Regions from separate parts of the Homo sapiens genome. Here region 2 is linked to region 1. Evidence: chromatin loops called from intact Hi-C (ENCODE). Cell type or tissue: endothelial cell of umbilical vein. All regions are shown on one strand. Links, peaks and the distances in the headings refer to the core of each region. The heading gives the core; the rest is flanking DNA. Region 1 has its middle 62 kb from the start of MIR3942. Region 2 overlaps DPH6 (diphthamine biosynthesis 6).

Region 1 (16,569 bases), core at 5,282-13,281:
TTGCTTTAGTTATTTGAAGATATGTGAAATCAAATTTAGAATTATTTTCTTTTCCTGGTGGATTTTCTTTTGCTACATGTTCCACTTCAATAATAAAATAACTATACCAACTTTCTTTTGCTTAATATTTCCATAGTATATCTTTTTCCACCTTTTTTATTTCTAACCTTTCTCTATCCTTGTATTTAAGGGATATGCCTTTTAAGCAACATCTGGTTGTACTTTTAATCCAGTTTGGAAATATTTGGGTTTTAATTGGAGCAATTGCTTTTAATATACTTACTGATATATTTGTGTTTATACTTATCCTCTATTTTCTGCCTCTCTCCTGTTATATGCTCCTTTTTTTTTCTTCTTTACAATATTTAAGTTAATTAGGCATTCTTCATTATTCTGTTCCCCCCTTTATTGGTTTATTAATTATACATTCATTTACTGTGTTTTACTGCATATGCTAAGGAATACAATATATTGCCTGGACTTATTACAACGTAATATAACTTTTCAGATATTTACATTTCTTGGACAATGCTAGGTCTGTAAAATATTTTAACTTTATTTATTACCATCCTTTGTGTTATTAATCATTTTAGTCCTATATATGTTTTAGCTCCCAGAAGACATAATAATTACTGTTTTTTACAATCAATAACCATTTATATTCACCCACATTTTTATTCTTTCTGTCATATTTCATTCCTTTCTGAATTTCTATGTATCCATTTGGAATCTTCTTTTTTTCTTTTTTTTTTTTGTCCAGCAGAACTCATGTTAGTATATATTTTAGTGAGAATATGCTGGTGAAAATTTTACATGCTTTTGTTAGTCTGGAAATGTCTTTATTTTGCCTTCTTGTTTGGAGAGTATCTTTCTTTCTTTCTTTCTTTCCTTCTTTTTCTCTCTCTCTTTCTTCCTCCCTCCCTCCTCTTTCTTTCTTTCTTTTTCTTTCCTTTTCTTTCTTTTTCTTTCCTTTTCTTTCTTTCTTTCTCTCTTTCTTTTTCTTTCCTTCTTTCTTTCTTTTTTCCTTCCTTCTTTCTCTCTTTCCTTCTTTCTTTCTCTCTCTCTCTCTTTCTTTCTTTCTTTTTTTCAGAGTCTCTCTCTGTCACCCAGGCTGGAGTGGTGCAGTGGCACAATCTCAGAACACTGCAACCTCCGCCTTCCAGGCTCAAGCAATCCTCCTGTCTCAGCCTCCCAAGTAGCTGGGACTACAGGCACATGCCACCACGCCTGGCTAATTTTTTGTATTTTTTGTAGAGATAGGGTTTCACCATGTTGCCCAGGCTTGTCTCAAACTCCTTGGCTCAAGCAATCTGCCTGCCTCAGCCTTACAAACAGCTGGGATTACAGGGTTGAGCCATTGTGCCCAGCCCTAGAGAGTTTTTTGCTGGGTATAAAATTCTAGAAAGACAGTTCTCTTTTGGCATCTTGAAGATATATTTCCATTGTCTGTCTTTTATTATTTCCATTAAGAAGTCAACCATAATTCTTACTGCTATACCTTTGAAGATAATGTATAGTTTTGCCATTTATCTGTTTTCTGGTTTTTTTCTTTGTCCTTTGTCTTTGGTTTTCATCAGTTTTACTGTGCTATACCTAGGTGCTGTTTTCTTTGCCCGCATGTCTTTCACTTCAGAAATTCTTTGCCTTTATTACTTACATTGTTCTGTCTTATTTTTTTCTCTTCTGCTCCCTCTGGGACTCTAATTAGATACACCTTTTTACCAGGCCTATATAGCTATAATCTTTTCAGTATTTCCATTCTTTTTACTCACCAAGTTTCAGCTTAAATACTTTCTGGCATTTCTTCTAAATCACTAAGCCTCTCTTCAGCTTCCAGTATTCTATTTAACCTATTTATTAAGTCCTTAGTTTCAGTGATTACATTTTTTTAAGTTTCAGGTTGCTTTTCAGTTCTTTTTTATACATTCCAGCCAGCTCTCTGGAATCTATAAATTATTCATCCTATCATCTATTTTTGACATATTAATCACATGTCTTTTTTAAAACAATTTTTTCTTGATGCATAACAGATGTCCATAGTTTTGGGGTACATGTAAATAATTTAATACATTCATATAATTTGTAGAGATCAAATCAGTATACTTGGAATATCTATCACCTTAACTTTTTTTAAGATTCTAGAAACACTTGAATTATTCTCTACTAACTATTTTGAAATGTACAATAAATTATTGTAAACTGTAGCCACCCTAATGATTTATCAAATACTAGGTCTTATTTCTTCTATTAAACCATGTATTTGTACCTATTAATCAATTTATCTTCATAGTTCCCTTCCCCCTACCCTTCCTGGCATCTAGTAACCACCAATCTACTCTATATCTTCTCAAGATCAACTTTTTTAGTTCCTACATTGAGTATGAACATGCATTACTTGTCTTTCTGGGCTTGGCTTATTTCACTTAATGTAGTGACTTCCAGTTCCATCCATGTTGCTGCAAATGACAGGATTTGGGCCTTTTTTGCAGCTGAATAATATTTCATTGTGTATCTATACCACATTTTCTTTATCCGTTCATCTGTTCATACACACTTAGGTTGATTCCATATTTTGACTATTGTGAATAATGCTGCAATAAACATGGGAGTGCAGATAGCTCTTTAACATATTGATTTCCTTTCTTTTGGATATATACCCAGTAGTGGAATTACTGGATCATATGGTAGTTCTATTTTTAGTTTTTTGAGAAACCTCTATACTGTTCTCCATAGTCACTCTGCTAATTTACATTCCCACCAACAGTGTATGAGGGTTCCCCTTTTCCACATCCTCACCAGCATCTGCTACTGCCTGTCTTTTTGACATAAACCATTTGGACCGGGGAGAGATAATATGTCACTGTTGCAAAGTAACTGCAGTTGCGGACTATGAATTTTAACCATTATAACTATGCTCAAACACATCTTTATTAATTAAAATAGGAACCATTACAATCAACACATTTTTGCCAATAAGAAATAAGTTTGTTTATTCCTATGGTGTAAAAGTTTGTGCTTTAGGATTCAACAAACTCTTGGAAAGCATTTTCTGCATTCTGCTGGTTGTGGAAGCATTTTCCCTGCAAAAGGTTGTCAAGATGTTTAAAGAAGTGGGAGCTGGTTGGTGAGAGGTCAGGTGAATACGGCGGTTGAGGCAAAACTTTGTAGCCCAATTCATTCAACTTTTGAAGTGTTGGTTGTGCGACATGAGGTCAGGTGTTGTCGTGAAGAACTGGGCCCTTTCTGTTGACCAATGCCAGCTTCAGGCATTGCAGTTTTTGGTTCATCTCATCAAGTTGCTGAGCATACGTCTCAGATGTAATCATTTCGCCAGGATTCAGAAAGCTGTAGTGGATCAGACCAGCAGCAGACCACCAAACAATGACCGTGACCTTTTTTTGGTGCAAGTTTGGCTGTAGGAAGTGGCTTTGGAGCTACTTCTCGGTTCAGACACTGAGCTGATCATCACCAGTTGTGGTATAAAATCCACTTTTCATCGCATGTCACAATCCCATCAAGAAATGGTTCATTGTTGCACAGAAAAAGAGAAGACGACACTTCAATACAATGATTTTTTTTATTTTTGCTAAGCTCTTAAGGCACCCACTTATCTAGCTTTTTCACCTTTCCAATTTGCTTCAAATACCAAATGACCATAGAATGGTTGACACTGAGTTCTTTGGCAACTTCTCGTGTAGTTGTTAGAAGATCAGCTTCAATGATTGCTCTCTGTTGTTGTCAACTTCCGACGGCTGGCCACTGTGCTCCTCATCTTCAAGGCTCTTGTCTCCTTTGTGAAACTTCTCGAACCACCACTGCACTGGACATTTGTTAGCAGTTCCCAGACCAAATGCGTTGTTGATGTTGCAAGTTGTCTCCGCTGCTTTATGACCGATTTTGAAGTCAAATAAGAAAATCACTCGAATTTGCTTTTTGTTTAACATCATTTCCATAGCCTAAAATAAACATAAAATATATATCAAGTAATAAGTCATTAGCAAAAAAAATGAGAAATATGCATTAAAATGATGTATGACATAACCACATGTATTTAAAAACGTATTCCAATATCAAATGGCAAATTTCAACAATGCTAAAACCACAATTACTTTTGCACCAACTTACATTTCTCTGATTACTGATATTGAGTATTTTTTCATATTTGTTGACCATTTGTATGTCCTCTTTTGAGAAATGTCTATTCAGAGCTCTTGACCATTTTTTTAATTTTCTTTTTTTTTTTTTGCTATTGAGTTGTTTGAGCTCCTTATATATTCTGGCTATTAATCCCTTGTATGATGGATAGGTTGCAATATTTTCTCCCATTCTGTGGGATGTCTCTTCACTCTATTGATTGTTGTCTTTGCTGTGCAGAAGCTTTTTAGCTTGACATGATCCCATTGGTCCATTTTTGCTTTGGTTGCCTGTGCTTTTGGTGTCTTACACAAAATAAATACTTGCCCAGACAAATGCCCTGGAGTCATTCTCCAATGTTTTCTTCTAGTAGTTTCATAGTTTCAGGTCTTAGATTTAAGTCTTAAGTCAATTTCGATTCAATTTTTGTGTATGAATAGCCCTGTGCACACACAACATGATTTTTTTTAGAAAAACCTAAAGATGCCACCAAAATAATGTTAGAACTGATAAATGAATTCAATAATTGCAGGATACAAAAATCAGTAGTGTTTATATACACCAACAACAAACAATCTGAGAAGAAAATCAAGGAAACAGTCTCATTTGCAATAGATACGAATAATATATAATACCTAGGAATCAATTTAACCAAAGAACTGAAAGATCTGTACAATAAAAAGTATAAAACACTGATGAAAGAAATTGAAGAGAAAACAAAAAGAAAAGATATTCCATGCTCATGGATTGGAAGAATTAATATTGTTAAAATGACAGTACTCCCCAAAGCAATTTACAGATTCGATGTAGTCCCTATCCAAATACCAAGGATGTTCTTCACAGAAATAGAAAAAAAAAAATCCTGAAATGTATATAAAACCATGAAAGACTCCAAGTGGCCGAAGCAATCCTGAGCCAAAAGAACAAAGCTAGAGACATTACACTACCTGATTTAAAAAAAAAAAAAAAATTTTTTTTTAAACTGAGTCTCACTCTGTAGCCCATACTGGAGTGTAGTGGTGTGATCTCACCTCACTGTAGCCTCTGCCTCCTAGGTTCAAGCCATTCTCCTGCCTCAGCCTTCCAAGTAGCTGGGATTACAGGCACCTGCCACCATACCCAGATAATTTTTTTTTTGTATTTTTAGTAGAGATGGGGTTTCACCATGTTGTCCAGGCTGATCTCAAACTCCTGACCTCAAGTGATCCACCCGCCTTAGCCTCCCAAAGTGCTGGGATTACAGGCATGAGCCATTGCGCCCAGCCTGACTTCAAAATTTACTACGAAGCTGTAGTAACCAAATCTACATGGTAGTGGTATAAAAACAAACACATAGACCAATGGAATAAGCTAGAGAACCCAGATATGAATCCCTACACTTAGAGCCAACTTATCTTTGACAAAGGCACCAAGAGCATACAATGAGGAAAGGACAGTCTCTCCAATGAATGATGCTGGGAAAACCAGATAACTATATGCAAAAGAAGGAAATAGAGTTCTTTTTAATTTTAGCAAATAATTTCAATAAATGAGTCACCTGTGGATCTGGGTTTTTTCCCCTCCTGTCCTGTTTTGTGTCATGTCTGTTATTCCTTTCTTTATTAATGCTGAATATTGTATTTGTTAAACTGTAGTGATTCTGGATAATGTTACTTCTCTCCATGAATCTGTTTGGCCAGCAGAGTGTTGGCAGATTATCTTAATTCTGGGACTCAATTACAGATTTCGTAATACTCAGCCTGCCTCTTGTTTATCTCTGCTTTTCCAGTTTGTGGACACCTGGATTCCCAGTTGAGATCCTGGGGTTTTTAATCAGAATCCCTCTCCCTTGGAGGTTTCTAAAATCTAGCTTTTGTCTCCATAGGACTGTGAGACTGTGGAAAAACCTTGCTCAGTCCTTCACTGGCTTTCTGCCTACCTTATTATACCCTTCTGTAATTCAATAATTGTACAAATCATTCAGCAAATAATTTCTTATTCTTCAGCTCATTTATCTTTTGGAAATGCATGCTTTATTGTTTGTACTAGGTTTTATAAAATAATTGCATGCGTCATAAAATGTATGCTTTTAAAATATAGTAGCTTTCCTTATCTCAGCATTTAAAAAAAGATGAAACTTCTTCATATAGTCTGTTTTCCCTGGTACCCAAGTAAAGTTTGTTTGTTTTTCCTGTTCTATTTTTTTTTTTTTTTTTTTTTTCATTTTCTTAACCAGGCTTCAGACTCTGTATCATTAAAGTAGTTATTCGTGTTTGGATAGTCATAAGATTATAAAATTTAGCGTTGGAAGGAACCTAAGACATCATCTACTGTTGGCTAACCTCCCACACAGTGCAGAAATGTTTTCTGCAGCATCCTTGGCATATGCTCATCCGGTCTCAATTTGGATATCTTCAGCAAAGGAGCTCATCATTTCCTGAAACAATCCATTCTGTTGGACAACTCTATTTTAAAAATCCTTATGTTGAGCTAAAATATGCCTCTTTGTAACTTATACTCATTTAATCATTGTTTCAAGTTTTCCTTCTGGAATAAGTCAAAACAAGAGAACATTTCAGATAACTGTACTTAAAGCAGATCTTAATGCCATTCCTGTCTCTCTCGCTCTCTGTGTGTATGTCTTTTTTTCTTTCTTGTCCCAAAGCATTGAACGTAAATTTCTAAACTTGGATTAATAGTCATAAGGAGGGCATCTATTTGGTAATAATTTTTAAATTAGCTTTATTGTAGACAAATTCCTCTGATATTTGAAGACAGAAATTTTTTTGTAATTATCTTGAATTATATTTTTGTATAGAAAAAAGAGTAAGAAGACTGCCATTTATTTTCAAAGATGGTACTGTATAACCACTTGTGGAGATGTAGAGGAAAAAAAGCAGTCTTCAGTTGCCAAGATGTGATTGAAATCTGAGGGGGTGCATTTTTGTTTTCAGTACTTGTAAATTGCCTTTAAAACCTGTTGTTTTTAAATTAATAATTACCATAATCATATGGCACCTAATGTTTATTGAGTACTACGTATAATTCATGTATCTTATCTCTCCTTTTAGACTGAATTCTCCGCTCAATAATAATTCTCCAATCTCTTTTAGTATAACTTATGATCTGGTTTTTTTGGGTTTTTTTTTTTGTTGTTGTTGTTGTTGTTTTTGAGGTGGCGTTTCACTCTTGTTGCCCAGGCTGGAGTGCAATGGAGTGATCTCGGCTCACTGCAACCTCCTCCTCCCGGGTTCAAGCGATTCTCCTGCCTCAGCCTTCTGAGTAGCTGGGATTACAGGCATGTGCCACCATGCCTGGATAATTTTTTTTTTTTTTGTATTTTTAGTAGAGATGGGGTTTCTCCATGTTGGTCAGGCTGGTCTCAAACTCCCGACCTCAGGTGATCCACCAACCTCGACCTCCCAAAGTGCTGGGATTACAGGCGTGAGCCACCACACTCGGCCAATTTATGATCTAAACAGAACAGTGAGCATTAAAGAAGGTACTATTAGTAATCAGAAGGTAGTATTAGTAATAGTCATTCTTTTTAAAGCTGAACTTCAGGTTATTCTATCAGCTAGTACTATTACACAGAAATTTATATATATGTGACATATTGTTTTGAGTAGTTCTAAAAGGCATTCATATAAGGTTATTATGTCCTGTCCTGTTTATGATTTAAGCTTCCACCTACATCCTAACCCCTTCTTCACGTTCATAATTGCAATGTAGTTTTGTAGGCAAAAATTGCTACTTTTTTTGTGACCTGCCAAAAGTGAAAAAAGATCCTCTTTTCTCGCCCCACTGTTCCTCAGGTAAAATGAGAGAAGCCACAGAGCATGCAAGGCTGGACTGCCTACCCTAGAACAGTCCCTTACTGGCCCTTTTTAAGATGTGCAAAAAGATGGAGTTTGAAGAGTTAAAGCTGTTGTAATTATAACCCTTAAATTTCCGGAGCCTGGTTAGAGGACAGCATGGGGAATGCCTAGTGCTTCAATTATTTTGCAAAAATGCCATTTTTGTGAAATGAATCCCACTGTCCCTAAAGAATATCCATTCTCGTTCTACGTGGTGTTCTCAATCTGGGCTACAAAATTAAGTGGTGCTGATGGATGAGTTTCATTCTGATTTAATTGGTCTGGAATGGGTTCTGGGTTTCCAAGTGATTCAAATGTTCACCTAAGTTTGAGTCACTGCTCTAAAACTACTGTGACACAGGGGGAAAAAAAAGTTTTCTTCTAGGCCCAAAAGTTGTGATTTCAAGAGCTGGCATAAGAAAAGTGCTACTGACAGCCAAAAAATGCACACAGGAGGATCCCACTGATTATAGATATTCACATTTCAAGATCACATCACTCTGAAACATCTGATTAATTCTAAAGGTAACTTTCAGAAATGTGCCAGGCACTTAAAAGTCAAAGGGATTTTATTTTTACCAAAAAATATGTCTTTTTAACCTCAACCTGTGAGGAATCACTTTTAAGATCACTGTTCAGAAAATAAACAACTTAATGAATTAGTTCCATTTTGCAACATTTCATACTCTAGAAATTTCATCAAAGAAATGATTGGCAAACTTTGAGGAAAATTGGTTCATCTAACTTCCTTTTGTTAGTAGAGGAGAAAAACAGCATGAAATACTTATTTCCCCCTATGCCTTTTCGCTCTTTAAAATGGGTTTAAGGCAGTTACTATGAATTCTGTCTCTAAGAAGGAAAGTTTCACACAACTAATTTTCATTAGGAGTGATATGAGATAATTATCATACAAACATGCTTCCTCTTTTTATGCTGTCTTTTCTAATTTATGCATTGCCACAATCAGTCATTCTACCTGTGCTAGCTCTAGGATGGGTTGAGGAAAATATTTTTTTCACTTGAATATTAAATATTCTCTTTCTTAATGACCTACTTCATCATGTCCTTTGCTCTGTTTTCTTTTCCTGATATCATTTTCTTTTCTGAGAAAATTATGTCTAAAAACGGTAACTGCCAAATTATGTTTGACCCATTGGTTAGGCATTTCTGATTCTAGCTGCTAGAATGGAATGAATCTTTTAGGAGCCAGCAGCTTAGCTCTCACACCAGACACTGGTCCAGAACACTGCCAGAAGGCTGCACTGCAATCAGACTTCAGTTGTGAGAGTTCTTAGTTTCCTCACGCTCCTCCCTCTGTGAAGTATATTTAGCTGAGCTTGTGCATATGACTTCAGTTCATAAAAAGTTTACAAGTGCAGCTGGAATGCTTAGCATCTGATTGTTACATAAATAAGCATTTGAGAATGTATGTAAACTTGACAGTGTTAGTACCAGATGTTCCAGTAACACAATAATGTACTTTGAATGTCCGTTCTCACTCTCAGCTTGTTTATTTTGGCAGTACTTCCTTATCTGCTAACTTTCAGATAAGCATATATTTGCTATCTCCATAGTGTTGATCCTCTTATTGTTACATTCAAATTACATTTATTATATTTAGTGTGTAGAAGTACAAATAACAGAAGCACTAAGACCTAAAATCATTTTTACATATGTCTCCTTAAAATACAAACTATCTCAGCTCCTAAATGTTTATGGCATATAAAGAAGAAAGAATCTTCTCTGGGTATAGGTATAAACTCATTTCGGTAGGAATTGTCTTTCCAATTATGGGTTATCCAAGTACTTTTTTTTTTCTTTTTGGCCACCAGGCACTTAAATTAAGAGATTTCTGTTACTGTAAAAATTCCCCTGCCTTCCTCAGGTCTTCCCCACCCCTCACCATACCTGACAATTGTTTTGTTTTGCTTGTTTTGGGAGGGTTACTTTATTTTATTTTTGGTTGGAAATAAAAATTGTATACATTTATGAGATACAATGTGATATTTTGCTATACATTTACATTGTGGAATGATTAAATCAAGCCAATTAACATATCCATCACCTCACATACTTTTTTGTGGTAAATCATAGAAGCTTTTGACATTCTAGAGGTTTTATTTATTTATTTATTTATTTATGCAGTGACAGGATCATAGCTGACTGCAGCCTCAACCTCCTGGGCTCAGGTGATTCTCCCACCTCACCTTCCTGAGTAGCAGGGACTACAGGCGCACGCCACCACATCCAGCTAATTTTTATATTTTTTGTAGAGAGGTTTCACCATGTTGCCCAGTCTGGTTTTGAACTCCTGGCCTCAAGCAATCCTCCCACCTCAGCCTCCCAAATTGCTGGGATTACAGGTGTGAGCCACCATGGCTGACCAGAAGTTTTTATTTCCTCAGAGGTTAATTGTGCAGTTATTTCAGACATGCGGAAAAGTAGCATGAATAAGAATGATACTAGAATGTTCACATATCTATATATTTTGTACCATCATTCACCTGTTGCTGACATTTGCTCCATCTGCATTACCAGATAACTGTGCTCACTCATTCTCTTTTATCTCTCTGAATATATGTGTGTGTGTGTTTGTATATATGCATATATATACACACACATAAGATATGCATATATGTATATGTGTATACACATGCACAACACATTTTTTCTGAACCTTTTGAAAAGTAGTAGCATGGTCCTTTACTCCTATATACTACAATACCTAAAAATAAAAATTTCCTAAAAATAAAAATATTGTTTTATATACAAGTAAAGTTAAAATTGATGCATTTTTCTAATCCTTCATCTGTATTTCAATTTTGTTAGTTAACCCAACGATATCCTTTATACTGTTGTTTTTCCTCAGGAAAAACAGGGTCGGGACTGTTTTTAGGACTCAACCTAGGATCAGGTATTACATTTAGTCTCTTCAGTCACCTTTAATCTGGAGCATTTCTATAAAGCTTTGTTTTGCTTTTATAGCATTCAAATTTTTGAAAACTGTAATTCCATCTTTAATAATAGAGAATTCTTTGTTTTGGTTTTACATGATGTTTCTTTGTGGGTAGATTGAGGTGACATGTTCTGTGCCCAATACAGAGTGAGAGATGATGTGCTCTTCTCAGGGTGTCACATCAGGAGGCACACTATATCCATCTGCCCTCAACGGGGATGTTAATTTTGATGACCTAGTCAGAGTAGTGCCCAGTTTCTCTACTGTGTGGTTATCAGTTTTTCTCTTGCCACTAATAAGGAAACAATTTAATGTAAATATACTAGATTACAGCTTTTTAAATGACTTGAACTAAACATATTTTTGTGATTGTACTGTGCACAGTCATACTATAAAAGCCCTAAAGTTGCCCAGACTTTCCTATCTACTTTTCTTTATCCCTGAAATGCTCTCTTTCCTCTCGGCCACCTCGCTCTGAAACTGCCTTTGTTCTTAAGGGCCACGTGACAACATCCACCCAGTCTTTTTGCTTCCTGACTTTTCTCAGTCTGAGCCTGACTTCTGGAATCAGACTGAACATGTTGGGTGTGTTCTCTGCAGAGAGCTCTGCTGAGGTAATTACAGGTTCTGGAAACCATAGTGACCTGAACTTTACTGAGGGAGGTAACCTATTTGGAGATAAAGTCCAAATATGGTCAAGAATGAAAGCAAAAGTTTGAAGCCAGAAAGTCAATTCTTAGCCTCAGAATGGGAGGTTATGTAAGGCCCCAAAAGGGCAATCAATCATGAAATTCAAAGCCAAAATCAACAGGTTGAGAGACGTGGTACAATTTGTGTTAAGGCAATAGGTTTAGAATTAATGCCCTGAGGTTGATAGAGGTCTGTCTTTATGTGAAAACAGCTCTGCAGCAAAGACACAAGCCTGATAGCCTAACAGAGCCTGACTCTGCCCTGCTTTGGCTTTGAATGATAGAACACCATGACTCAATAAGGGGCATGACCTCAGAGAGGGTAGAGCAGGCTCCCAATAAGAGTAAGCATAGTGAGGATGCATGGTGCAGTTCTAGAAAGAAAAGAGCCAATTGAGTGCATCACTTGAATTATTTCCCTTGGTGGGAAATGTATTTTATTTCTATGTAATATTATAAAAAACAGTTTAGAAACACACTGTATTATAAACTTTAAGCTCACTTCCAAAGATACAGGAGAACAAGAAAAACATGCATGAAGTTAGTAAAAGTGATCTAATTAGCATTCTTATAGAATGAGCTGTAGATTTACTGGAGTCTTACTAAAGGGAAAAATACCAGAGCACCAGACTAGCACATCAATCATTTGAGATTGTCTGACAGTCTTGAAGAGGATATCCTGGCTGCAGAAAGCACACTGCTGTCTTAAGGCTAGGGGCCCAGGTCAGAACATAGGAAGAACAAAAGATGAGCAGTTTTGAAAGGAACCAGCTGGCTTAAGGTGATCCAAAGTGCACAGATGTTAAAACCTTAGTGTTCCAGCAATACAATTACCCAAAACAAGAATAACAGAATAACCACTACAAAATTATAAGACTCGATTTAGCTTTTTGACCCTTGAGGTCTGAGTATTTATGTCATGCTAATTTTTTACTACTTTAATGTAATTATATTTTGTGTCTTCTGGTTGATGGCTATAAAAAAACAAAATTTCTTACAAAAGTTGAATACTAAATTGTAACTGATCTTTATTAGAGATATGTATAGAATTCTGTCTATGTGAGATCTTAAAGATCTTTCGTGCTTTTTAAATGGTCTAAGCACAATAACCAATACTTCATAATTTCCTGTGTAATTATCTCAAACTTCCTCATACTTAATACAGGTGGTTTTATGGCAAGTCAAGAGATGGTAGATCTCAAGTCAATTATGAACTTCCTAAATTGGTAATTGAATGTAAAACAGAATAATCTAAAACTGAAAACTAAAGTGGTTTGAATCACAGGAATAATCAGGAACTAAAAACATACGAGATTTGGAAAATGTTAATTTTGTTGTTTCACAGTGTGAGTATGTGGTTAAAGTCATGAAAAATAGCTCAACATTCTTTAAGACCTTAGTCATTGTTTTCTATTTAATGATGTTGAACACTTTGTGAGTGTAAGGGGTGTTATTAATAATTATTTGGAGGCAAAACACACCCTAGAAAAGAGTTACTGTGTGCCCTTTAAAGATATTTAAAATGAAGCATCATCTATAGTAGAACCAACAGCGTACTACCTGACTTGAGACAACAAGTTTACTTACTCAACAGACATTATCAAACACTTCAAACCTTTATGGATATCTCAGTACCTTTAATGAGTATATGAGTTGGTCATGTAAAAATTCCATGTTGTATTCACCATACCATACAAGGAGATCTCCCTTGCTGTCATGTGAAGATGTGAAAACAATAATATTAAAAGTGTCCCTCTGTGACTAGTTGTCTATATTTTCAATTCTAGGGCAGAACAGCATAAAATAAGCAGAATTACAAGTTTGATTATCAAACTCTGTAAGTATATCACGTTCGTTTGTTATTTGTATTCAGAGAATGTGAGGGTGAGACTATGTAATTTAGCTGCAGCTTGCTGAGTTTTGTTTTTTTTTTTTTACCATCCAAATAGCTTCATAGAGATGAGCTTTGAAGAATGGCTTAAACATACTGTTTTTTTATTTCTTCTCAGGTTAGTGTCACTTCAAAAATAAAAATAAAAATAGGCACTCTTACTGGAACATCAGGAGTAATGCTGGGTATAAACAGGATTAGAATATACTTAACTGTGGTAATCCTTCCCGACACACATAGAGATGAATTGATAACTGGATTTGGCATTTCAAATATTTTTTACCAAGGCAAAGGCTTTAGGGTGTTTTCTCGGAATTAGAGAGTTTAGAGATGAAAAAGGTACCATTTATTATTTTCTCTTTCTGTCAGCTTAGGACTTCTCTTTGCAATCATGTTTATAATACTGGGCCTGTCTGTTCTTAAATGTTTCACCTGTTGAAGGATGTTCCATCAGAGGGTGTGCTAAAATCTTAGATTGTATGTGCCAGAGGTTTTGACTGAATAATATTCTGATAAAATCAAGGAAGGTAATGTATTGGAAAGGAACTTGGGCTTACAATCAGCAGTAGTGAGTTCTAGTCAGGAATCTGTAATATAATCTGTACATGATCTTGAGCAAATCACTTAGTGTCTCTCAATTTTCTGTTTCCTCATGTGAGATGTGAAAGGTTTTGGCTAGCCTATATTATTCAGTTTGTTAGATAATCAGATAAATATATCATTTAATCAAATTAACCACATCAGTGTATCAGTTCAGCCAAAATATTTGTCATTTATATAAGAAAGACTATAAGAAATCAGAAAACTAGATTTTTATTTTCTTAACAATAGTACTACTTTGCCAAGTAATGGCAACTTAAAAGAGCTTTCTCTCAAACCTGGCAGTATTACACCATTTTTGCTACAATATTATTTTCAGGAATATAATCACGGCTTACCTATTACCAGGGCCTTAGAGTATAAATGAAAAAAAAATGATTAGCTTTTGCAATCCTACTTTATCCTGGGACTCAATAAAGAAAATTAGTATCCTTCTTTAAAAAAAAAGGGGAAAAAAGATGACTATATTCCCATTCCTCCAAAATATAGAATATCAAATGAAGAGTAAATAGACACTAACCTCTCCTCCCCCTTTTTTTTTTTTAACTCCAGAGCTAACTGATCTGAATAATTTTCTCTTCACCAAAACTGGTAGAATATTTTACTTTATCATCAGGTTATTTTTGATTGCAAAGCTGTAACGTCACAGTATACTTATACTGAAAAATGCATAGGATTTGGAATCAGGAGATCTAGCTTCAAGAATCTGTTCTATTACCTCATATATATATAATTTGAGTAATTTCTTTAAAGGTTTAAGGAAACCTTTGAATCTTGGTTTCCTAATTACTAACAAGGCAGTAGCAGTAATATTTGTCATTGGAACGTCTATTGGTAAGAAATTAAATAATGAATGTGAATCATAAAGACTAGTATGCCTTCTTATTAGCGCTATTATAAAAATATTTTAAAATATTTTATATTTAATAAATTGTATTACTTTCATCTGACTACATATAGATAACATCGCACCTTTATAGACAGTATTATTAAGTTCAAATATTAAAGATGGAAGGAAGGAAGAGGAATGGAACTAATATTTCTGGAGCACCCTGCCACAGCATCATGATGGAAAAGTCAGGGAGTGCTTTATTTTCTAACTCCAATGTAATGTACTTTCTAACTGCTGTGTAAGAGACAATGCACCACCACATTGTCACCTGTGTAAGAGAAGGAAACTCAACCCTTTGGGGTTCTTAAATTGTAGAACAAAGAAGACTTGCCCCAATATGGAGAAACTCTAGTTTTTCTTGACCACTTCCTTTCTGCACCATTTCTCCAAATTTTATTTTTTAATATAGAAACCATTATAAGTATATAGCTTACAAATCTAATCAATATGTTTCCACACAAATCTGCAAACTGATTTGTATATAAGAAGACCCTATTCAAGTTTGAATTCAGGTGGTTATTTAGCTGAAATGCCATGAGAAAAAAAAAAAAGAAAAATCGTCTTCATTGTGAATTTGAGATAATTACTTTCAAAAATCACTGCAGCCCCAATCCAAGAAGGGACCACAGGGTTTAATTGTGGGTGTGCTATTTACAGATTAATTAGGACATTTAACTTCATTTTTTATACCACAGAATTAATCCCATAAAAATTAGTGATCTCGAAGGAGTCAGTTGTCAAACTCTGACAGGATCTCTTTGCCATAATCTATTAAAATGCTGCTTTTATCTTGTCTTGCCTGTGTCATATTTTATGGATTTTTTCATAAACACTGCCTATACTTCATAAATGTCTCAATTTTCTAGTCTATTAACATTACTTCAAAAGCAATTGATAAAAGAGTAGGGCATGCATGAAATAATACACCAATAATGTGAAGTGCTGGAGGCAAGAACAGTGGGTAGGATCTGCACAGCTTGTGAGCTGAAACAATGAAAGGATGTTTTATCTACTACAATAAAGAAACAAATGATCATTTTTGATAGTAGAAAAGAGATTGCTAGTAATTGGGCAGATGAAAAATGGGTTATACAGAAAATACAGCATAGTTTGAAAATGATAACTGAAATGAGAAAATAAATGTCCCCAAGTATATATTTACATTAGTGGAAACCTTTTCCCTTTTGTTACCAAAGATTTGGTATTCAGTTTGATTTGTCTTAGTTCTAGATATGATGGTTTTATTCTATATATAAATATTTCCTTTGTATGCATATATTTTTACCAAACCTATATATGTATTTTATGTATTGACTACAATAAATGTTGGAATTTGGTTTTTAAATCTTTTTAATTATTATTATTATTATTTTGAGATGGAGTCTCACTCTGCCGCCCAGGCTCGAGTGCAGTGGCACTATCTTAGCTCACTGCAACCTCCGCCTCCCAGGTTCAAGCAGTTATCCTGCCTCAGCCTCCCAAGTGGCTGGGATTACAGGCACATGCCACCACACCCAGCTAATTTTTTATATTTTTGGTAGAGATGGGGTTTTACCATGTTAGCCAGGCCG
Region 2 (16,569 bases), core at 5,467-13,466, 140 kb before region 1:
ACCATAATTATTTTTCTCACAGCTGAGAGAATGATTTAAATATATGCAAATTTTTTCTGAATGTCGATTATATTTTCAGTAAATTACTCTGGTTTGAGGTAGTTTTCTAGATGAGACACAGTTCATTTATAATTTTCAGAGCATGATGTGGAGCCATTTGTTACTTTATTTTTAAAGTTATGGTTTTTTTCTTTATTTTCAGGAAAAAGAAGAAGTAGAGGGGATATCAGTAGGTGCTATACTTTCTGACTATCAGCGTATTCGAGTGGAAAATGTGTAAGAAAACATTAATTTGTTAGTTTTAAAAGTGTATGTGTTTTAAGAATGTGAATAAGTGAAAAATAATAATCATATTCAAATTATAAATAGGTATGGTAGTCTACGTGCTCCATGGAACTAAATGTGTGTATTTACCTAAGTAACAAAAGTCATGCTTTTCCTTTTTTCTATCCTTATATCTCACATGAGGAAACTTAACTTATTTAGTGTAAGGAAAAATAATCTATAATAGAATTGAGACAGATTTTTTAGTGAGAAGTATTCTCTTCACTTTTTTCTTATTTGATTTAGTATATCCTGTTAATCTCTTTTAACTCATCATTTGTAATAAAAATCAAGAGATAATAAAAGGAATACAGTAATATTTTAAAGAAAAAATGTTTACTAAGGAGTCCTCTCCTCTTTGGTTCATATAATTCAGTTCTTGTCTAAAAATATTTATATGATTGAAATGCTTACATATAAAGCCATTCAACTTTCAGGGAATTTTTAGGATGTTCCTCCCCTCGTCCTAGCCCGTCTCTACTCCCCTAAGGGAGGGAGCACTAGTGAAGCATTTAGTCTGTAACTGCACATACCAAAACGGTCAATTCTATTGATCTATTCAAAAATCATGAGGTTAAATGATAATATTGGTTATTTAATGTTGGCCTGGCAAGACACCACCTGAATGAATTTACTTTTCATTTTTAATTTATCTAGATAAATATAATATTTTATAGAGATTCTGGGCATAATTATATTAACAAAAAAAATTGGACTGCATTATTTTTCTTAAGCACAATTTGACCTACAAATAAGTGATTTTGCTAGTCAAAAGGATAAATAGAATAAGATAATGGCTGTATTTATATAATATTTTTATATTCTTGATAAAGAAACATTCCTATTTACTATCTCATTTAAAACCTACATATTAATAGATTTGAACACTTGTTTCATTTTTATTTTATTTATTTTCTCTCTAATTCCATGGTGGATTTAGGGCAGTTAAAAAAAATACAGAATTTTAAGAGTGAATGAAGGGAAAACAAGGTAAAGCATAGTTAAGTGAAGAGAAATATGATCTTACATTTTAGAGGTGTATCAGAATCTCTGGACGATGGATGATGATGATGGAGTGGGGAAGGAGGTCATGTGTATTTTGAGAAACTTTTCCTTACATTCTACCTAGATGTAGATCTACCGTTGAGAACAACTGATCTGCAGATGGAGATGAATTGCATATCCCTTAAGCCAGACATTAGAAATAATAGTATTGTCATCAAGTTTTAGATCATATTCTCTGAGAATTATTTAGTTTAAAAATTAGTGTTTTTTAAGAAGTTCAAACCCACAGGCTTTAATGGGTAGCCAAACTGGAGATAGGGATGACATCTATTTATGAAAGTTAAAAAGCCAAATAAAAATGTGCTCCTGATTAGGAGGCTGCCCATTACATATATGTGTATATATATATGGAAGAAGGGCACATGTCATGCCCATGGGTAGAGACTTTCTCAAAACACAATCACTGGTACACTTCAACACACGGTTGAACAGATGAACAGACGTTATATTATAAAGCATATCTGCAATTATTTTATCCTTGAAACTTCAAAAGTAATGTTACTGGGAGTCCATTGGTCCACAAACTCAATTTTGAATTAGCCTATGCCCAAATTTTAGTTTGTGTTGTATTATTACTAGTTCTTGCTGTCCTCTCACCCAGTGTTTAATGCCTACTAATCAAAACAGCCTCTCTACCTTTTTAAACTAAGATTTATTTTTTTATGGACAAAAAGTTTTTTCTTCCTGTCCTTATCGTAAAATTCGTGGTTGTTGCTTTGAAATTCCTCAAAATCTCTTGACTATAGACTTAAGTAAAATTTTTTAACCTATTTAAGTTCTTTAACAGTTCAAAATATCATGGCTCAAATAAACTTACTCTGTAAATCACTGCTGAATTTGAACTTGTGACATCTATTAAACACTTTACATTCTGCAATTATGTTTGTATTACATGGGTAGTTCACATTTTATTCTTTTTGTATTTATTAACTGCTTCAGCATTGCTTTAGATGTTCTGAGACATTTTAAAAGGGAAAATTACACGCAACAATCTCTGCAATGAGGAAGGTTTTGGTTTTTTGAAAGTCAGGGTATATGTAAATGAAAAAAATAGTGATATTTTTAAGGCCATGTATGAATAAATGACCAAACATGGTACATTTAATAAGTATTGGGATCTCTGAGAGAGAGAGAGAGAGAGAGAGAGATCAATATAGGCCAGAGAAGTCGGCCAAGCAGCCTTACAGATGCTAGGGACGCTGGGTTTTACTTATAAACCTTATAGACACTGGGTTTTAGAGCTATATTCTTGGTTTGAAATCTGATCTCAGCCAGTTAGTGTATGACTTGGGCAAGTCACTTGGCTTTGACTATCATTTATTGAATACCTGTTTTATCCAGGCATTGTACTACATTATCTATATTACCTTTAATTCATTAAACAATTATAGTCCTCTCTGAGAAAGTGACATTTAAGCAAAGGCACGAAACTAGTGTAATAGGCAAGAATGAGCAGGCAGCAGTGAGTGGTAGGATGGAGTGAGAAGAGAATAAGTAGTAGGAAATAAAGTGCAGGAACTAAACAGGGTGAGATCCATGGAGTGATGGGGAGCCACTGGAGGGTTTTGAGCAGAGGAATCCTATGATCTATTTTATGTCTTCTTTTTTTGTTTGTTTGTTTTTTGAGACAGAGTCTCGCTCTGTCGCCCAGGCTGGAGTGCAGCGGCGCAATCTCGGCTTACGGCAAGCTCCGCCTCCCAGGTTCACGCCATTCTCCTGCCTCAGCCTCCCGAGTAGCTGGGACCACAGGCGCCCGCCACCATGCCTGGCTAATTTTTTGTATTTTTAGTAGAGACGGGGTTTCACCGTGTTAGCCAGGATGGTCTCGATTTCCTGACCTCGTGATCCACCCGCCTTGGCCTCCCAAAGTGCTGGCATTACAGTCGTGAGTCACCGCGCCTGTCCTATTTTATGTCTTAAAAGGATCACATTGGCTGCTGTGTTGAAAATGGATTTTAAAAGGGTGAGGGTGGAAGCAGGGAAGGAAATTAGGATGTTGACATGAGAGAGAATGGTGGCTCAAACGAGGTTGTTAGCAGTGGTGTTAGTGAGGAATGATCACATTCTGCATTGTGGTAGATTGGATGTGGAATGCGAAGAAAAGGAAAGGATGATTTCATTTCACATTTTTTAATCCTCTTAAGAACTTTGAAAGGAACTATTTTTGCCCCTATTTATGAACTAGGAAACTAAGCACAAGGACTTAGATTTTACTTGACTTCAAAAGCCATGCAGCTAGAGTACAAAATGAGGTTTTAAATTCAGATGTGTCTTCACTCCAAAACCTATATTTTTTCTACTTTACCAATAATGGAAAATATCTAGTACAGTGCCTGCAGCATTGTACTTTTTTTCTTACTATTTTCTTTTTATTCAAATTCTTAAAAAAAAATTCAAAGTTAGTAGATAAGAATAGTTCACATAACTGTAGCTATTGTTAATTTAATAAATATGTGGCTATTTTATTAGGATAAATTATTGGCCCACTTTACATATGCTTCAAAATTTTGATACCCATGAAAGTTTTAAAAATGAGAGTATACTGGCATTTGTAAATTCTTTTACATAGATTTCTAAACTAAGAGTCTTACTAAAATTAATATTTCTAGTGTGCCTGGAAATTTCATTTTTATCAGTTTATGCATAACCCATGGAAATTAAATATGTTTATGTTGTATATATAAACATTATGCAAAATATGTTTTTAAAAGCATTTTCAATGCTAAAATCCTTGAACGAAGCATTATGTTTCAAATCAAAGTAATTGCTGTGGATCCAAGTATAAAACATTAAGAGATCATCTGACTTTCTTTTTCTTTTTCTTTTGTAGGTGTAAAAGGCTTAATCTCCAGCCTTTAGCTTATCTTTGGCAGAGAAACCAGGAAGATTTGCTCAGAGAGATGATATCATCTAACATTCAAGCAATGATCATCAAAGTAGCAGCTTTGGGTATGCAGCCAAACTATCAAGGGAGCTGTTTGTTGCCACATAGATGATCTCAGTTCACTAATAAGTAGTTAAAATGAACAAAGAAAACTGATTTAGAATATAAAAATGTGGAGTCACAGCTGAAGAAATTGAGTAAGCACCTTCCTTGCATAAAGAAAAGGAAGTTTTAAAGTGGTCTTTTGACCATTTGCCGAAGTGATTACTAGTAAGGCTTTTTTTTTTTTTTTTAACATATAACAGGTTCTAAAACTGATATTGTATTATAGTCCTTCATTTTAAGTTCTTTTTTTTTTAGGGTTTGGAATTTAGGCTTGTAGGAAACAGGAAATACAAGGGTTATTTTTGTTTTGTTTTGAGGTTTTTTGGAAGCTTTTTATAATATGTATTTGACACAAAACATTTTCCTTGTATTTTTTAGCATATTTTGAATAATGCTAAAATAGAATGATGGTTTTGTTTTTGTTATAAAAAATAAATAGGGTACTGGTTTTTGTTGGGGATGGTGAGAAAATCATGTTTGAGAAAAAGTTATCTGATTAGTTAGCATAGACACAGCAGGCAGGTGGTAATCTGATTCAAGTATGGACATTACATATGAGCACATTTAATTTATTTGGAATTTCTATAATTATATTCATTTTTGAGAAACCGTAGGGTTTGAGCCCAGTCTGTTCATTTCGTGAACCTGTTATAGAAAATGCCCTGAAACCTGAGAGTTCCCAAAGCCTAAATCATGTACCTCATTTGAAAGTGTTTACCTTGCAGATCTCTGAAATAACAAGGTCTCAAGCTGTAGAAGATTTTACAGATACATTCAGTTTTTAAATAAAATTAAGAGAAATAGTACAGACCCCATAATATTTCTCCATGGTAAATACCAAGCTACTGTATTCTTGCTGAAGTTGAGGTGTTGTCTTCAGTTGAAGCCTTTATTTAGTGAATCTGTAGTTGATCTCCTTAGCTGTTAAAACAAGAAAGATTGAGTGATATTATGTTTTTATTTCTGAGAAAAGGTTGCTGAGCAGCTCTCATGATTAACGTTATTATATTTGTCATATGAATTTCTATGTGACTCTGTACAGAGTATTCCCTCTTGCTTTTTCTTTGTCTCTCACTCTCTCTTTGAATTTTCTAAGATTACATAATTCCATAATGAAGTTCACGTGACGTCTCACTGAAAGGTACACATACTATTCCTTTTACTGCCCGATAGATAAAAGACTGGATTAGGACCCAGAGAGACCTCCCTTATTGAAAAGATAGTCAAAGAATTTGACCTTATTGCCATCTTTTAATAGTATATAACCGATATTGTGTGTTCTTTCATTTCTATCTGTGCCTCTCTGTAGGGATTAGAGATGGGGAATTAGCTTTATCAAGCCTTTGGGTAAAATGTAAAAACTGAGCTGATTTGTCTTTGGCATCTCAGTAACAAAAATATAGATCTGATTTTAACATTTACAGCACTGCCTGTGTGCTGACTGCCTATAGGTGTGCAAAGATGAAAGTTATTCTTTAGAATAATATTAAAGAAAGGTTTATTAAATGGCACAGTACTTCTGAAGACATAGAAACATATAAATGATGCAATATAGGTTGCTAAGCCTTTTTCCTCCCATTTAAAATTATCAGAACAATTTTAAATGGATTTAAGCCAAAAAAAAGGGACTTTTTTTGGATTTAAGCAAAAAAAAAAAAAATGAGACAATAAGACCTTTCTGTGGGGGAGAGGGATCAGTAAAATTTTGTGGACCATTTTTCTATGAAATGGTCTTATAATAGAAAAAGGTCAGTTCTACATGAATGCATACAAATATATTTTTTATAATTATGGTATGTAACCTTTATGTCTTATAGGCATCAATGAACTCATAAAATTTCTGGCTTCTTTGTTTCATTATAATGTTTTAAGGGACTCATCCATATTATTGACTGAAGCAATAGTGTGTTTATTTTTATTGTAGTATAGTGTTCCCTTGTGGGAGACTGTAATTTAATTAAATTTAATTAACACCACAATTTAATTGTCCATTCTATTATTGATGACATATAGGTAGTATCCAGTTTGGCACTGTGATAAACAGTGCTGCCACGAAGTGGTCATCTTACACATTTTCTATCCCAGACCTAGAACATCCTTTTTTTCAGGAAGCCCTGATTTCTTTGAATGTGAAATGATATATGTCTGTATGTGTATATCTAATGACTCATGAGTTCATGATATTTCACAATCAAATTCAAGACAACATAAGGATTATCATAATTCTGTATTCCATCACTGCACTCTTTCTTCCACAGTGAATCTTGATTATCAAGGTCACAAGAGATATTATTTATTAGAAAATCCCATAATTTTTGGGAACAAAAAGACCAAATAGCAGATCTATTATCCATTCTTTCCAGTAACTGGGGTAGGCTTCCTGGAAAGAAAGAAGAAAGAACTTCTATAATCTTTCTATAAACATATAATTATAGACCTCATGGCAAAAAACAAACAAAGAAACAAAAAATCACTAATGGTATTTACTAGAGGGGAAGAGTATCTTTGGACTGCTTTTAGCAGGATATATCTAGTTGCTAAAAAAGAGAGAGAAATGATAAAGGAAAAACGTGAGACCACTTTTACCTATTACTGGAAAACCTCCTGTTTCTTGAAAGATATATTTGTTTGCAAAGTAACTAAATTGATCACTAGAAAAACTATACTGGTTTAAGGGTTAGTTTGTTCAGTTAAATGATGGTGTAGTAACATTGACTATGAAAGGAAATAATGCTAGGACTCTACTTATAAGCTTTCTAGGATTGCGATATAGGAATGAGATGATGGGGGAGGAGGCAAGTACACAACTATATATCTTTCCCATTTCGTAGATTTTTTTTTTGTTAGTTTTGCCTGATCCAATGGTCCTAGGCTCGAGTTTAAAGTTGCACATACCAAAGGAAAGTGTTGTCAATGCACAAAACACAATATCAATACATTACATTGACAGTGCATATTCTTAAAGGCCTTTAGGGGTATGGATAACTTCACTCTGTGTAGGCAAATTAAGGCCTATCCATAAACACAAGCCAAGTGTCTTGTGATTCTTATCTGTCAAATCCTGTAATATCTGCCAAGGAGAAGTGCTAACAAGGCTGCTGTTTTACTGTCCCTGTGGGTTTATAATACAACCGTTGAGCCAGTTAGCCCAATCATGGGGAAAAGGGTGTGGGTCAAAACAGGTAATAGATGGAAATGGCGGGGGGGGACGTATAAGAGATAGAAAGGCATTATAAGTGAATTCAAGTTCTGTGGAGAGCTGTAACCATGTGACCTTCCATGGCAGAGCCTCAGAGCTAGAAAATAATAAGGTATTTGGTATCTCTCCGTGGTAAATACCAAGCTACTCCATTCTTGCTAAAGTTGAGTTGTTGTCTTGGATATCTCTCTCAAATTTGATGCTCACCTAACTGATGTTGAGAGAACACTCTGGATGTGTTTTCTGGAGAGAAGGGAAATTGGTGATGTATAGCTCTACTTAAAGATTCCACCTATGGCCTGTAATCCCAGCACTTTGGGAGGCCGAGGCGGGCGGATCACGAGGTCAGGAGATCGAGACCATTGTGTCTAACACGGTGAAACCCCATCTCTACTGAAAATACAAAAAAATTAGCCATGCGTGGTGGTGGACGCCTGTAGTCCTAGCTACTCAGGAGGCTGAGGCAGGAGAATGGCATGAACCCAGGAGGCAGAGGTTGCAATGAGCCGAGATCACGCCACTGCACTCCAGCCTGGGCGACAGAGCAAGACTCCGTCTCAGGAAAAAAAAAAAAAGATTCCACCTATGTAATCTAGAGGAATAAAATGGCAGAGTGCCCCTTGATGACTCAATGTAGGAGCAGTTCACTACAGTTACAACTCATTTCTTGGTTTATAGGCTATCCAGTTGTCCCTTGAACTACAAGGTGGTTAGGAGCACCAACCCCCTGCACAGTTAAAAAGCCACGTAAAACTTTTGACACCCCAAAAATTTAACTACTAATAGCCTGCTGTTGACCAGAAGCCTTACCAAAAACATAACAGTCCATTAACACATTTTGCATGTTGTATGTATTACATACTATATTCTTACAATAAAATAAGCTGGAGAAAAGAAAATGTTACTAAGACAATTATAAGGAAGAGAGGCCAGGTACAGTGGCTCATGCCTGTATTCCCAGGACTTTAGGAGCCCAAGATCGCTTGAATCAGGAGTGAGACCAGCCTGGGCAACATAGGGAGACCTATGCCTATAAAAAGTTTAAAAATTAGCTGGGCATGGTGGTGTGTGCCTGTAATCCCAGCTACTTGGGAGGCTGAGGCGGGAAAATCACTTGAGCCTGGGAAGTCAAGGCCTCAGTGAGCTGTCTTTGCACCTCTGCACTCCAACCTGGGTGAAGAGCAAGACCCTGTCTCAGAAAAAAAAAAAAAAAAAAGGAAAAAAAAAAAAAGGGAAAATACACTTATAGTACTGTACTGTATTTATCAATACTGTAAATTTATGTCATCTGTTTACAAAATGAATCATTGTCTGAAATTGCAGGCAACCACAGCTGCAGATCTTGATCTACAGAACATCAACTTTTTCTTATAATGTCATGACTTTTCTCTGCGTCTTGAGAACACATCCAGCATCACTAGTGGCAGTTCGTATGGGTCCCATGTTGTTACTCGAGGTTTACAGTATTTACGCTAAACACAATGAAATATATGCAAGAACCACTAGAGATCACTTTTTACTGTGATACACAATTTACTGGAGACAGAAACTGCTCTGCTCATGCAGAGATGATTAGCATCACATAGTATTTTAAGCAGACACTAGCAACACTTGAGCTCACCGCAGTGGCAATGTAAGTTGGCTACAAAATTAATACAGTAGTAACAATAGATAATAATAGTGAATTTTATGCAGTTATGATTTAATGCTGCATCTTTGTTTACCTTTCTCTCACCTGTGAATGATATGTGCGTGTTTTGATAAATTTCAACCTTTTATAATAGATTTGTATATATTTTATGGTAGTAAATGATAAAATACATGAACAGCTACATGTATTTCATGCATGCATGACATACCTTTCTCTTAATTTTTTCAGTATTTCTAGGCTACATGGTTCATATGTTGAGTTTTTTCAAATTGTCACACATCTCTCCAAATATACGTATTGAAAAAAAAATCCATATATAAGTGGATCCAGGCAGTTCATATTCATGATGTTCAAGGGTCAACTATTTACCATTCAGATCTCTTTTTTTTTTTTTTTTTTGATGATGATGATTTGACTATTACTAATTAAAGTACACAGATGGAGGATTCGGAACAGTAGGACTTTTGCACTCCTTGTGGACATAAATCAAGACAATATGTTGCTAAGACATCTACCTAGGTATAATGGAGAGCAGATTTCTACTGCCTGTTACAGCTTGATTTCCTTCTAATGTAGAATATGTGAATGTGAATGGAATTCATTTAAGGGAATTGGAAGACCACCTTGAGGGAGATGGATTTGGATGTAATGTAATGAATAAATGTTACTAACAACTCCTCTCTGGAGTTATGCAGAGTATGTTTGTGAAAAGCCTATGACACACCCAGAGAGAGCTGTATTTGATACATAATATACCAAATGACAATCTCATGATACTTTTTTGTATGTGTGCAAACTATTTTTCTAAATTGTACAAATTTTACTAATGTACCACAGTAATAACCCATGTTGTTGCTTGATGAGTATTGTCTCTGCTGTCTTGATATTCTGAAGGCATTTTTAGTAATGGTCTTGAGGACCATTACTAATATCATACCAAATCAGACCAAAATAATGTTCCTGAAAGCTCGTGATGAAAAGGATTTGCTAATCCAAATAGAGACACTAGAGGGAGCTCTCTTCCAGGAGACTGGCTGCATCTGGAAATGGCCCTAGAGGGACAAGAAAGCTTTAAATGACTGGACTCATAGAGTATTTAATGGAACATCATATTGGTCAACAGTGCAAGAAGAGGGCTTATACTCTTATGTAGGAAAGACTTTTAAATATTCCAATTGCTATGGAAGTTGTTGTTTTTAAAGATTCATTGCCAGCAGTTCTAGTAGCCAAGCTAATATTGAAGAAAGACTCTTGAATATTCCAATTGCTATGGAAGTTGTTGTTTTTAAAGATCAATGACCAGCAGTTCTAGTAGCCAAGCTAAGGATGCCCACTTATGGAAACACTATGGTTAGCCTAAATTATGGGACATTGCTGAACAGTGTGGCCTTTATATTTGTTCTCCAATGGCCGAAGTATCACAGATAAAAAGGGAATTTGTCTTTCTCATGCTACACTGATTAGAATTGGAAGGATAAAGGAATGACATTATGTTATCCTGAAGGGAGCTTGTTGCATAATGACATCTGGAAGCCAATAACTTTTAAAACCTATACTATGCTATGTATAATTATATCCTCAAGCCAAATGGAATCCCGAATTTATTGAACAATAATCTCTAGTCACTAACCTAGTCACTGTGACTATGAATGTGCATTTAAAAAGGTTGTTTTTGTTGGGAAGAAACAGAGAATGGTATTGTGATTCTAGTTGACCTCATGTGCCAATCTGGGCCAGAGTATAGCAGTGAAGGACCTGGAGAGCTGTTCTGATGGTCTTGGAACTCTACCTTATTTGTTAGGCTGCCTGATTACTTCTCTTCTTGAAATTATCAGAAAAGGTTGAAACTGGGTAAGGTGTCCAATTTGTTTGAGTCTGATTTGACAAGCTGTTATCTTGGTTTAACTCAACTTCATATTTATTTTGTATTACACTATAAAATAAATATCACATTGTATGTGGGGCTGTAGAGAACATATCCTTATGTTTCTGCACAGTTAGGACCTTCTGAGCAAATTTTACAGAAACTTGGGACCTAGGCTAAAAGATGAGCTTTAGAACTTAATTTATGACTGAACAGTTAAGTGAAAACTCCAGAGAGACTTACCTTTCTAGAGGTATCTGTTTACATTTCAAAGGAAGGGTTGAGACCAGGACCTTGGAGACATTTCTTGGGTAGTAAAGCTGGAGACACTAGTTTTTCCCCTCAGGAAGATTTATTTACATTCCAAAGTGTGAAAGCACATATCCTTCCCTTTACTTTTCCAAGGAAACTCTCAGAAGGGAAGGGACAACAGCTGCCTCTTTTTTCCTAAATCAGTACTCAGATTTATTTTTCCAGACCCCTTGCCTGTGGTAGATGAAATTACTTGCAAGATTATATCTCTTTCTCATCACCTTGCTCCTGGAGTAAGAGCTGGGGCAGAGAAAAGTCAGAACAGTATTATTTACTTATTCTTTGTAAGTAATAAAAATAATAATGTGTTCTGCTCCAGAGAACTCTTGTTGGGACTCAGCATACCAATAGATATAGATATTATATTAAAATGGTAACAATATATGAGACAATTTCAGAATAACAATGCTAATGCCACTACTGATGATATAATTTCTGAGAACAGTTAAAAAGAATTTTTTGTATGTGCTTTTATGAATTTCCCCTCTCATTTTTAAGAGATCTTTTTATCTGTATTGTCTGAGCATATAGCTACTATGACTACACATTCCTTATGTTTTAAGTTTTATGGAAATGTAATTAATACACTATGCATGTCACCCACTTAAAATGTACAATTCAATTTTTTTAGTGTATTCACAGGTTGTGCAATCATCACCACAGTCTAGTTTTAGAATTTGTGTTCCCCAAAAAGGAATCTCATGCTCGTTAGTAATCATTCTCAAGTTGCCTCCAACCCCTGCCCCACTGCTCCCAGCTTTAAGCACCATGAGGACTTTGTGTCTTCATATCTTTATAGATTTGCCTATTCTGGATATCTCATATAATTGGAATCCTACAATATGTGGTCACTGTGACTGGCTTCTTTCACTTAGAATAATGTTTTCAAGAATCATCCAAATTATAGCATATATAATTGAGTTCTTTTTGTTGCCATATAATATTCTGTTACAAAGATACGTTTATTTAGCCATTCATCAGTCCATGGACATTTGAGTCATTTCCATTTTTTCTTTATTATGAATAATGCTCCTATGAACATTTGTGTACAAGTTTTTCTTTGGACCTATATATTCATTTCTCTTGGGTATATACCTAGGAGTGGAATTTCTGTGTCATATGATAATTCTATGTTTAACGTTTTGAGCAACCACCAAACTGATTTCTAAAGTGGCTGTACCACTTTACATTCCCACTAGCAATGAATGAGGGTTCCAGGTTTTCACATCCTAGCCAACAGTTAATTATTTTCTGTCTTTCTTATAGCTATCATGGTGAATGTAAAGTCTTATCTCATTGTGGTTTTATTTTGCATTTCTCTAATGGCTAATGATGTTGACCATCTTCTCATGCATTTATTGGCCCTTTGTATATCTTCTTTAGAGAAATGTCAATTAAAATCCTTTGCCTATATTTTAATTATTTGTCTTTAGTGCATTGTAGGTTTTCTTTAATATATATTCTGAGTATAAGTCTCTTATCAAATGTGTGATTTTAAATATTTTCTCCCATTTTGTGGGTTTTCTCTTTACTTCTGGGTGGTGTCCTTTGAAGCATAAACATTTTTAGTTTTGACGTAGTCCAATTTATCATTTTTTTGTTTTGATTACATGTTCTTTTGATGTTATTTCTAAGAAATCATTGCCTAACTTGATGTCACGAGATTTACTCCTATGTTTTCTTCTAAGAGTTTTATACTTTTAGCTCTTACATTTAGATATGTGATTTCCTGGTTCTGTCCTTCTCCCACTGTGTTTGTATATATATGTATACACACACACATACATATATGAGCTCATCATTTTTTTTATTATACTTTAAGTTCTGGGATACACGTGCAGAACATGCAGGTTTATTAAATAGGTATACATGTACCATGGTGGTTTGCTGCACCCATCAACCCATCATCTACATTAGATATTTCTCCTAATGCTATCCCTCCCCTAACCCCCCACCCGCCAGCAGGGCCTGGTGTGTGATGTTCCCCTCCCTGTATCCAAGTGTTCTCATTGTTCAACTCCCACTTACGAGTGAGAACATGTGGTATTTGATTTTCTGTTGCTGTGTTAGTTTGCTGAGAATGATGGTTTCCAGCTTCATCCATGTCCCTGCAAAGGCGACGAACTCATCCTTTTTTATGGCTGCATAGTACTCCATGCTGTATATGTGCCACATTTTCTTTATCCAGTCTATCTTTGATGGACATTAGGATTGATTCCAAGTCTTTGTTACTGTGAATAGTGCTGCAGTAAACATACATGTGCATGTGTCTTTATAGTAGAATGATTTATAAGCCTTTGGGTATATACCTAGTAATGGGATTGCTGGGTCAAATGGTATTTCTGGTTCTAGATCCTTGAGGAATTGCCACATTGTCTTCCACCATGGTTGAACTAATTTACACTCCCACCAACAGTGTAAAAGCATTCTTATTTCTCCACATCCTCTCCAGCAACTGTTGATTGCTGACTTTTTAAAGATCACCATTCTAACTGGCATGAGATGGTATCTCATTGTGGTTTTGATTTGCATTTCTCTAATGACCAGTGATGATGAGCTTTTTTTCATATATATGTTTGTTGGCTGCATAAATGTCTTCTTTTGAGAAGTGTCTGTTCATATCCTTCACCCACTTTTTGATTGGGTTGTTTGTTTTTTCTTGTAAATTTGTTTAAGTTCCTTGTAGATTCTGGATATTTGTCCTTTGTCAGATGGATAGATTGCAAAAATTTTCTCCCAGTCTGTAGGTTGCCTGTTCACTCTCATGATAGTTTCTTTTGCTGTGCAGAAGCTCTTTAGTTTAATTAGATCCCATTTGTCAATGTTGGCTTTTGTTGCCATTGCTTTTGGTGCATAAGGCACATATTCCTGGTGGCTCCTCCCCATTCTCCCAGTGATCATGCAGACCCCCAGTCTGTTGCAGGCATGCCCAGGCAAGACCCTGTGCGGGTTCCCTTATCTGCCTCCTGCCTCTATCATTCCCCCTTCTAAAGAAGGACATATAACTGCCATTAGGATAAGGATAGGGATAAGGATAAAGACTGATCTTTACTGCATACTGCTGACAGAGGGGGTACTGTTTTGGGAAGACAGAATCAGATCTCCCTCAGAGGCCTATTTAAGGTTCCCCGCTTAAAGGGGGCCATTGTTTGAGGCTCCAGTTGCATGACTGTTTGGAGTTCGATGGCCTGAAGGCAAGAGGAGACAAACCTGGTTATTAGAAAACATGTCAAAACGAAACAAAAAGGGGTGGGTAAGGACAGTTTTTAAATCCCAAGGCTGTTGACATGCCTAGATAACTGGTGACTATAGTCAGGGTTGCTAAGATTTGGGTGCATGGGGCTTGGCTTTGGTTAGCCCTCTTTGTCTTATTTTCCCAAAAAGGAAACCTCCAGGTTATGGGCACCTTATTTACTCCCATCACCTGGCAGGATTTTCAGGATAATTGCTCAGAATTAAAATATTGAACCAGATTTTTACATTACCCATCCCTTTTGTTCCTTCTGAGCTGCAGCCAGAGATTGCTGGTTGGTTCACAGGAATAAGCAGTGTAAGCCTAAAATGTAGGCAAGAACTTAAAAAACAACTAATCAGTCTGGAATTTAATGATAAATATGTAAGTTTTGAAACATAATTTCTCTCCAGTCCTCATTTTTGTTAAAAACAAAGCATAATAGGATTGAGTTGTTTGCAAAATAACTTTAGTCTCATACTTGGCTTGATTATTTGCGTAATGTGGAGCAAAGAATAATTATTTCTACATGGGCTTTTTAAATTGGATTTGATGGAACTCTATTCTACAAGGAATCTCAGATAGGACTTTTTTTTTTTTCCTTTTTTAAAGCCAAGCCCTGCCATGGGTTTGTACACTTTAATGACTATGAGTTGGGTGAACTCCTCTCTTCTTGAGGTCCCAAGAACATGGGCTCCTGGACCTGTTAGCAAGTGACATTCTTTACTCACCACAGGTTAGGAACTTTGTACAGGGACTATGTAGACAGGGTATCTACTATAGACAGTTTTCCCAAGCGGTTTTTATTGGATCTGCAAGTTGAGCTTGATTCCTTAAAAGGAAGCATACCCTTCCAGTCAAAGCCTTGATAAAACAACCAGTTTCTCCGATTGCATCCTGTTGCAAGAGAAAATGGATTCTTATTGCACTGATGCAAATAACCATATTGTCATAAGTTAAGAATGCTGACAGTGTCCAAATACTAGAGAAGCCAGGCAGAGAGAAACAAATATGCTCCAAATTTTGTTCACAGGAGTATACCCCACTCTATTAAAGGCTATAAATAGCTCAAAATAAGTTGCCTTGACTCTGAAAACAAAATAAGTATCAGCAGTGTTTTAAAGAAAAGTTTAAAAAGCTTACTCAGTTTTTCATTAGTTCGGTCCATTCCATTAACTCGTGTTCTGTTTGATATTCATCAACATTTCAGCTATTAATATCAACCCTAATTTTCTAATGAAATCTTAAAGACAATTCTATCCAGTCTTAACCAGTTTGACCGTGAGGTGAGATCGTCATAAACCTTTTATAACTCTTTATAAATTTTGCTAAAAAGCAGATTAGTACCTTAGGAAAACTTTGTTGTGCTTTTATTTCAATGCTCAATTTACAGAAAAACCATATAATACCCTTTTGAATCTAGTCAGTGTTCACACACAGAATTTCTTTTGCAAGATTAATTTTTAGAAACCTTCCACAACTTGTTTAAACCTTTGGCTTTATTTTACCTAATTTAAAATAATCCTATAAACCCAGGTAAAAAATTACATTTTGATGGCATTTGCATTTTACCAGTAATCTCCAAGGCTGTTTCCGTTTCTCAAAGACTAAAGTCACATGAACTAAAAGGGGCACCACACTTTTTATCTTCCCTTTAAAAGATATTTGATCTAGGTGCTTATTTTCCTTTAGGCCAATTAATAAGAGCTCTCTTTTTGTAGACATCACACACAACATATATATAACCACACAGACAAACAGAAGCAGATCCAATAGTTATAGGATATTCTGTTTGCCAATCTCCTAACTGGGCTATTGGCCTCCAAATGGGGCCCTTTAAGAGTAGGGCTAGGAAAGCATGCAGTTTCTAGGACCTAATAAACAGGTAAAGCTGGAAGACAAAAACAAATTTTGAGAAAGATTCATCCGCCTC

What was found. Hi-C counts contacts between places; a loop is a spot of excess contacts. Peaks named below come from ENCODE experiments on the same cell type or tissue, not always from the same donor. Only the 100,000 strongest peaks of a DNase experiment are listed, where the experiment ranks them.
Region 2: a loop joins it to region 1, with 4 times the contacts of the local background. A loop is called at or near these places in 35 of 110 quality-filtered maps.

Annotation. Positions count from the first base shown.
Region 1 is chr15:35,301,776-35,318,344 of GRCh38, reverse strand. It overlaps a transcript of DPH6 not described here. Among named protein-coding and RNA genes, the nearest start is that of MIR3942, 62 kb to the left of the region's middle. RefSeq lists a silencer at 9,283-9,577. In endothelial cell of umbilical vein, for the core only: no CTCF peak of the experiment used is centred there; DNase peaks (open chromatin) are centred at 9,414, 11,534, 11,894, 12,284 and 1 weaker place; H3K27ac peaks cover 4,516 bases.
Region 2 is chr15:35,438,454-35,455,022 of GRCh38, reverse strand. It overlaps DPH6 (diphthamine biosynthesis 6), which reads left to right. Exons shown (of 9, transcript NM_080650.4): 4 at 203-276; 5 at 4,220-4,338. Among named protein-coding and RNA genes, the nearest start is that of MIR3942, 74 kb to the right of the region's middle. In endothelial cell of umbilical vein, for the core only: a CTCF peak has its summit at 10,228 (motif pointing right); a DNase peak (open chromatin) is centred at 10,232.